2 separate regions of the Homo sapiens genome follow, and region 1 is linked to region 2. The links are chromatin contacts, found by Hi-C or POLR2A ChIA-PET in ENCODE. All regions are on one chromosome and are shown on one strand. Each heading gives the region's core, a stretch centred on a gene start or an enhancer-like site at or near the end of the contact. The rest is flanking DNA. Distances are from core to core; before and after follow the strand shown. Region 1 overlaps PCDH9 (protocadherin 9). Region 2 overlaps PCDH9 (protocadherin 9).

Region 1 (4,380 bases), core at 1,326-3,825, 55 kb after region 2:
CCTGTTTGATAAAATTGATAAAGCTGAGTAACATCTTAATAGTTGAGTCACAAATGCAAATATAAAAATATAAAAAGGCATAGCTTTTTAAAGAAACCTAAAGTCAAGTTCACAATGATCAATGTAAAAATTACTATTTTGGCAAACACAGTGTCTTTGCTATATGTTTTAGCGTTGCATGGAAGTGAGGATCTAGGATTTTTTTTCATTTATTTTATCACTATGAACAATCTATTGAGGGAATATATTTAGTTCACTGTGTCTGAGTGAGTCATTTAAGCTATAAATATAAAATTGGTATATCAATGGTCTGTGATAGAGGAAATGTAAACCAAAAATGACTATGCCATAATATATTTTAACAACAATAGAAAAAACACACTAAGAAAATCCTCCTCATCCTGAGGAGGAGAAAATATAAACTTATTTTTATCTGACAGAATAAAAACACAAACAACTGAGAAGGGTACAGAAGGTCAGCTCAGCTTAAGAAATTTTTCTAAGCACCTAATATGTCAATAAGACAATCTCTGTCACATATGAGAGTTAGGCTCATGAACAGATGATTTCAGTATAATCTAGAAAATATTCCGATAGAACATTTCAAATAGAGCAATGCATATAAATGACTTGCCATTATGCCTGCATAGTAAGAACAAGATATGTGTAAGATATGATACATATATTACGTATTAAAGTGCTAATGGGGAAAGAGGGAGAAGCACTTAGCCCAGGATAATGATGTACTCTTGGTTACACAACTAGTGCCAAAAGCAGCTAAAATTCAGATTTCTGAACACCCACTCTAATGCCTTTTTCCAAAAGGGCATGGTGCTTACAAGCTCCACTGTGATGAAATCTTGGAGTTAAATAGTAAGCAGCACCTGCTAAAATGCATTTGCCATTCTTTTCCCTCCTTGAACCCCACCCAAATAAAAAGAAAACAGTTTTAAATACTAAAGTTATGTTTTTCTAATAATAGCTTTAACTAGGATGACATCTGCAATAGACAACAGTGGCATTTATATTTCTCATATATAAATAAGTCACACAACACTTTAAAGGTTAAGTGATGCAAACTATATAGTTACATACAAAGGACTCTTCCTCCTTCTGTTCATTGGCAATTGACATCCAGAAGATCCTCTCTGTGAATGTTTTATTTCTTTCCCCCACTCTGCTGCCTATGAATTTGGGTTTGCGGTTTCACCATGAGACATTCTTGATACAGTTTCATAGATAAATTCAGGGAGGAGTTAATGTAACGCCTTTTAGTAAAATTAAACCTATTAGTTAAAATGTACTCTATCATTCCAAGTGAAACAAGGTCTAACAGCATGCCTCCAAGTTCTTGTATTCTAATATATGCTTACTTACATCAAAAGCCAACTCTCTTGATTTTAAAAATATCTTGCATGGTGAAATGGGAATGCTAATGCCAAATTGGAAGGTTGATTTAAGGACCCACATGAATATTTTAAGATCATTCAACCAAAAGCACTCTACGCTACCAGTTTATCTACCAACAAAAGTACAGTGCAATTTATGAACCGGATTTCCTTGAAAAATCAATTTAGGGGGATTAATTACTTAAGAAAAGGCTGTTTCTGATATTGTGTTTCTTTTCAGAAACAGAAAAATAATGTTCCTGCTATGTCTGCCATTACATGTGTTGCCCACTGGCTGATCCCTGACCATCGACCTCAAAAACCTAGGACTCTAAACTGTGAATAGTGAAATTGCTTTATCCCTAAAGGAGATTTTGAAGGTAATTTATTTCAAAAAGGATCCAAAGACTTGCTCTTCTTAGAGCCTAACATGAGAGCCCCTCATTCATATCCTAGTGGCTGAAAATGGCATGGAAACCAGTGTTTAATAGCTTGACTGGGTATATGTTTCCCCATCCATAAATCCATCCCTCTCCCAAGTGGTTTGCAAACACTGCATTTTTCCAGGAAGGTACAGTAAATTTTATATATGTGCCATAAGTGGCTCTGAAGACAAGCCCTGGCCCATATGCTCAGGGCCTAAAGTGACGCTGTCAAGAGTGAAGGGGAATAAGGCCATGCCGCTGAAAGCAGAGCAGGCTGCCTGTCCCTTCTGTTTGTTTTTCATGTGGTTGTACAGTAACTCCGGGCATTTCCTCCCACACAGATGTATATTCTCAGCCTCAGAGGAAGGAGGCCAAAAGAAAGAAATCAGACTGCATGGGAAAACAAAAGATAACAGTAAATGTGTGGGTGGGGAATAGAACAAATGTGAGCTGAATGGAGTTTTGCTGGGCCTGCTACCTCTGAAGCTATTTGGCTTTAATTAAAAGCTCAGTAAAGCCTGTACCTTTCCCACTAGATTGTGGGCAGCTTACAGACAGGGCCTCTGCCTTACTCACAGGTGTTTCCTGCTCAGTGACTCACACGGTTTTGCACACAGTAGGTGTTCATATCATGTCTCTAGAATTAAATCTACTGCTGGGGTTCTTCTGTTATACCGGCAGGCAAACATGAAGGCCCAGGACAGCTTGAGTTAAAAGCAAAACTGCTGGAAGACATTACAACACTGAAATACTACAGGGTTTATGGTGTTGCCATGTGCTGAAAGCCTTGGGAGACCAAAAATCTGAGTCACCCTTGAAAGGCAAATTACTTTGTAGATAGGAGTGCATTGTAATCAGATATTTCTAATAAGAATAAAATTAAAAAATGTTTGTTCTCTTTAACATTTAGCCTTCCGTAATCAGTACTTCTTGTTCTAATGAAAAGTGCCTTTTGTTAATACTATGCTTTCTGTACTTTTTAAAACTTGTGCATACATTTAGAAAAAAAAATTGAACAACATAGGGCTAATGAGTTCATGGGCCCAGTACATTGCTTTAAAAATAATCTTGAGCACATCATTTATACAGTTCTGATTAATGTTTTATGAGGATGTATTAAGGACAATGTTTCTAACAGTAGCAATATGTAAACTGTGAAAAATTAACAAATCATCTGCTATATAATATTTCACACTTGGACATCTATAACAATAGGGATAAAACCTATTCCAATCATTGTGGAAAGCTCATCAGATTCTTCTTCCCAGCAATGAACAGTTTTCTCAAGGGGCAGATTATTATAGTTCTCGCCTCATTGTTGGTGGAGCATAAGCCCAAGAGGCATATATGTATATATCAAGAACTTATTAACACCTTTTGTAAGAATCTGTGTCTGAGGATGGCGATAAAGGAGCCAGGTGCTTTCAAACAAGGCACCGAGCACTTACTGGTAGCTTTCTGAATATCCCCATATCTTCTTCAGAGTTAAATTTTCAAACAAAGGAGATATTTACCTTGCCAGTCTAAGCAATAACTGCCAATTTGGGAAACTCTTGTACCTCAGCAGTTTAAGAAATCTAAAGAGTCTGTAGGAAAATAATATGTTCAGGAAAAAACACAAAATTTATAAACATAAATACTTTTTTCTACTATGTTCTGCAGAACTGCATGCAGCCAAATATTTCTGCAGATAGACAACAAGACAAGATATCCAACAGTTAGTGTTTGTTCTGTTTCTTGCCTTCTGAGAACAATGACTTCAGAATGAACAATAGTAAATTCGGAGGGAATCATAGAGAATGAAAATGTTATCTAGTTGACCTTAAATGTTTCTCACAAGATTTCCTGCAGGTTCTCCTGAATCCCAGGCTGATACTGTGTGGGGTGCACAGAATGACACAACATAATGAAATACTTTGGTTTTAAAAATAAAAACATATTATTTTCTTCACTGGAGATTTGCTATTTGCAGGCAGATCTTCCATCCTAAATTTGGTTGCAAGAGATACCAATGATCTGATAGCATTTATTATGAAGGGTTCCTTAAATATGTTTAAGCACTTCATTGCTTTTTTCCTCTAATCTGTCTGAACTCTCCAAACACTCCTGAGCAGGTAGGGGAAAAAAAATGCAATTTTATCATAATGAAAACTGGTGATCCCACCTACTCAGTTCCTACCATATTGGTATTTTAGTTTACATTTGCAAATTTTTGTCTATTCTAAGAATGACTCTCATTTAATGTGATCTCCACCAGGTACTTATAAGAAGCACTAATAATTATGTTCTTGGCATGCTCATGTTAATTAAACCTAAGCAAGAATGAAAAAGAGTAGAACCCAGTGTCTAGCAAAGTTATCACAAGCTTACTCATCTATAAGCAGTAGGCAGCTACATATTGTTATTGTACAAAGCACTTCTAAAATATGTTGTCATTTGGCTCAAACTTAATGGAAGCTTAGGATGGGTACTTTAATGATTGGAACAGTGACTCTGTCTAGCGTAAGATACAAAACTAATGAAACTGGCAAGTTGTCTTCTTTAAGCCAGCAAATTCTCTGCTCTAA
Region 2 (4,420 bases), core at 1,674-4,173:
TAATAAGAAAAAATATATATTAAAGAATCATGAGAGATCTCAAAATAAAATTACTTTCTCCAGTTACATAATATTTTTGAAAGCATAATTTTGATTTCTTTATAAACTTAGAATCCTTTATTAATTCAGTTTTCTTCAAATTTGACTTATATATTGAAATTTCATTTGACTAACTACTTTTTAATTCCATTAACATTTTCACCTGAACTCAAGTCTGAAAAATAATTTTGAATGAACATTTAGAATGAAGTTGATGTGAAAACAAACAAACAGAATCCGAAACAAAATGAATTCTGTATTTCAGAAGTAAAGCACCCTTTTCATAAAGGAAATAAAATATTTTCCTCCATGGAAAATAATAGTGTTTCAATGAAGGATACTAATAAATTTCACTAGCATAAATGGAAACAAGAAAAAGATGTAACATAAAAATCATAGTGCATATTCATGATATTAAGAGAAGTCTCATGCATTAATGTTTAGGAAGGTAGATAAAGATAGATTATTGTGTTTAAGTATATGGGTTTTTTTTAAATTTAAGATCATATTCTTCCAATTTGGTGGCAGTTTTAAGTCTGTATTTGATAGAATAAATGTTTTTGTCTAATGTTACAATGAAAGGCAGTTTCATATACTCCAGATTTTTTGATAAATATATTAGGATAATGACCAGTAACCTCTACATAATGTTTTATGACTGGTGACCTAGCAGTGAGCACATTATAACCAGAGGATTCTGGAAGAAGAAAGGCAAAGATATTCCCTAGAAAAACAAATGTTTCGATCATCTCTACTGATAACTGCACTCTTCAAGTAGTTTCTGAGTACTTACTGTGTTTTACATCTATGCTAGTGGTGAGAGTGCAGTGGAGGAAAGGTACTGCCACTCTGTCAAGAACAAGCTATGGATCTAACATGATATTGGGGAAATCACCCCCTCCAGCGGAATGATGCAAGCTGAAATTCATACCAAGCCTTCAGAAATCCTGTTTGCTTTCCTTGGCAGTGCACCAGCCTGACTCCATCTAAACAATGGTCTTCTTTTTAACTCCTGTTCCTCTTTGGTGACTTTAATTCATTTATTCTTTAATATATGTCAGCACACTTCTGTTGGAAGACGAGCTCTTTTAATTTTGCAACTCTTTAATTTGTTTCCACTTCACAACTCCCTGACATTCTTAGATAATTGTAATGGTTGGTTATATATTTATATATATAGGCTAATTGATTACTTATTTCAGGCATAAAGCCCTGAACAAGTTTGAACTAGTCACAGCAACAAACTGAACTGATAAAAATGCCTGCCTTAGAAGACAAAAAATAGCACAGAAGAGAAAACAGGCCACAGAATTTCCTCATTAAGGATCTTCTAGGGCCAAAGTATATCATATTGTCTATCAGTTGTCTTTATTAGCATGTAAATCAGAGATAAAGAGTGAAAGTGTTGCGTCACTTCAAGCTCTGACTCCTAAAAAAAAAAAAAAAGATCCTGAATGGACTACATCTAAAATGTAAAATAGCAGCAAAGAAGAAAACATGTCTGGCCATACCATATGTGAAGGAAATGTTTAACATTAAAGTTAAGACAATAAAATTTAAATTTCCCATGAAATGAACTCTAGAGGGGACAAAAAATAATTTGCAATCTTCATAAAGTGACTCGTCTCATGAAACAGAAGTATTGCTAACACTAGTTATCATTTCAGTGATTCCACAAAGAATTTCCCACTAAAAATACTTAGTTTTTATGTCATGGAATACATAGTCACCATTTATGAAATATATATTTAAAAGAATAAATGAACATATATTAAATTTAAAAACAATTAACCAAGAAAATGGTTGTATTTATTTTCCTGAATTTACCTGATATTTACTTGGGATACTGAATATGAAAACGTGACATCAATAATTCTAACTTCCTAAAAAATATATTTGCTGCTTGTAAGAGTAATCATTTCAGAAAGCAAAATTATTAGTATGATGATAAAATAAATGAAAAGAACTTGGGTAGCTTCTCTGCTTTTTACCTGAAGCTTCTGATTTACTTTGAAGGGACAGGGAATGGGGAGGCTGAATTAGTGGACCTCCCTACCAACTTGCACAAAGATGATGAATAGGGAAAAAGATTCAAAGTTTTGGCCACTATCATACCATTTACTATTTACTTTATCCTCCTCATACCTTGGTTTAAAATGCAGGACAGGCATACAAAAGCTAACAAGGGTGGGAGGAAAGCAATCAATGAGTGAATAAGCTGTGAAATAATCTGGTAAGAATCCTGATTTAGAAAATCATTTTTTAAAATTACGTATCTTATAATCACACGAAAAATATTTTCAATGGCTTGAGATAAATGGGATCAGAATTCTATAATCATTCAATTATATTAAGTCCCTTTAGTGGCTAGAGGGAAATTGGATTTGCTGATTGATTGATCGATTGATTGTCTACGGCATTTGCATCAGCCGAGATCTAGTTGGAATACAGAGAGCCCGTTAGTTGTTTAAACAGAGAGAATTTAACATGGGGAATTGTTAATTGTTGGAGGACTAAAGGTACAAATAAAAAGTGAGAAAAAGAAAGAAAGAAAAAGGACACTGATGTAGCCTAGTAATGAAAAATTGCGAGAAAAACTAGAATACCTGTAGAGCTTAGGAAACAGAAGGAAGGATTTCGGAGTTATCAGAGACTAAAAGTCTGGCACAGAGCCCTATGGAATTGGGACTCAGCCTTCCACGGAGAGGAAACTGACTGGCGACTCTTGGTAACTCCAAGAGAGAGTGATGAAACTGATTCCAGGAATGCAAAAAAGAAACCAAGAAACTGGCACTGCAACCAGCAAATGGCTGCTGCCAGGATGAAGTGCCATTGCTGCGGCAACCCTGAAAGGAACGGCCTGCAAAGCCGGACGCAGTAGCTCCCCTCACCCCGCCATTCGGTCTCCCTCTAGCGTGCCCTACTGGCCAAACTTATTAAGAAGCCAGATGGCAAAGCGGATATGCAGAGCGCTGAGACTAGCCCGGGGAATCACAAAGCTGGTGGGTTTGGAGCTGAAAGATAACAGCTTAAAAACTGGCACTGACGTTGAATTAAGGAAATTAAGATGTGATAACTGATAAGAATTCTTTCATTCTAAATCATAATATTATTCTGTGGTAAAAACAAGCTGAGGTACTGACTCCAGAAATAGAGCTGAGCCTGTCCAGAGGCTAGATGGCTGGGGACTTCTGAGAGCAACAGAAAAGATGAAAATGTTCAAAGCACAATTTTGTCATCTGATCTCCTTTTTTGAGTCTCCTTTGAAAGAATCACTTCCTCGGTGCTTCAGTGACATTCTCTATAAAACTGTACTGACTTTTTACCCTACTCTACGCTATATATAAATATAAGCCAAAACCACATAGGACCTGGCTATATTTGGTATGCCTCATCTATCATGGATAGTTAATTTGTGCATTCATCTTTTAAAACTAATAATGAATTTCTAAAACCTTTTAAACGGGCTTAAGTTTTGTAATCCATTTACGGAACATGCCTGCAATGAAAAATTAATTATTAAACAAGAGCCTTGGGAGGACATCAGCGGCCTTGTCACCCACGCACTTGATTGATAACATGTCAGTTTCCAGACCACGGAGGGTGCTGACAGCTCTCAAATTTAAACCCGGAAGGGTAATGCTAAGCATGTCATGGCATAAGTCACATTTTTAAATTATTTTTTATTAAATGTTAGATAGAATAAATTCATCCATGCCTCTCAAACTCAGCCTGATTAAATGAGCTGGCACTCTTTCAAATGTAAAGCATGGTTATGGCTTCTCAAGGGCATCGGAAAGGCTGAAGCATAAGACACGGTAAATACAAAAGGCAAAAGAGGTGGACAGTGATATATTCACAAGCACCACGGGCGAAGTGAGGTTTTTAAAAATGCTGAGGCTAACAAAACAAGGGCAGCACGGTCCCCAAATGGTAAATGCACCTGCAGTGAGAGACTCTGCTTGAGTGCTGGTGCATAAAAGTGTCCACCACTAAGGGAAAAAAACAACAGTAACAACAACAAAACCCTAAGAAACAGAAAGGAACAGCTGTAACCAATTTTCAAACCCTAAGTTTTGAGGTTGGGTTAGGAAGTTAGAATTGTTCCATGTTTGTGTCAGTTCTACCCTTTAATTTCACAAAGTTAAGATGGTTTTCTGTGACTATAAAAAAAGAAAAGAACATCTGTTATAGTGTGTCTTCCTGTAGCAAAGACTACTGCTTCTTGAGCTTTTCTTCTTTCAGGCAAACCTCAATCTCATTCTATAAAAAGATTGAAAAATTATGTATATCAAATATACTCGAGCAGTTCAGAGAGAACATATCATCTGCATTACTGCTGTCTAAAAATCCTCTGATATACTGAATTCAAACTAAAAGA

What was found. Hi-C counts contacts between places; a loop is a spot of excess contacts on that map. ChIA-PET counts read pairs that join two places held with the same protein, here RNA polymerase II (POLR2A). Pooled maps may share reads with other maps.
Region 1: a loop to region 2 is called in a map with no recorded cell type, with 5 times the contacts of the local background. The contact joins two enhancer-like sites. A Hi-C loop is called at or near these places in 6 of 37 single-sample maps with no recorded cell type and 7 of 50 pooled maps. POLR2A ChIA-PET finds 5 or more read pairs at or near these places in 1 of 52 experiments (OCI-LY7).

Annotation. Positions count from the first base shown.
Region 1 is chr13:67,046,381-67,050,760 of GRCh38, forward strand. The region is part of intron 2 of PCDH9 (protocadherin 9); the gene reads right to left. Among named protein-coding and RNA genes, the nearest start is that of PCDH9-AS4, 58 kb to the left of the region's middle. Within about 2 kb of position 2,576, at least 3 of the 41 ENCODE cell types and tissues checked have a DNase peak (open chromatin) inside an H3K27ac peak, as active enhancers do.
Region 2 is chr13:66,991,433-66,995,852 of GRCh38, forward strand. All of the region lies in intron 2 of PCDH9 (protocadherin 9), which reads right to left. All of the region lies in intron 1 of PCDH9-AS4 (PCDH9 antisense RNA 4), which reads left to right. Among named protein-coding and RNA genes, the nearest start is that of PCDH9-AS4, 2.8 kb to the left of the region's middle. Within about 2 kb of position 2,924, at least 8 of the 41 ENCODE cell types and tissues checked have a DNase peak (open chromatin) inside an H3K27ac peak, as active enhancers do.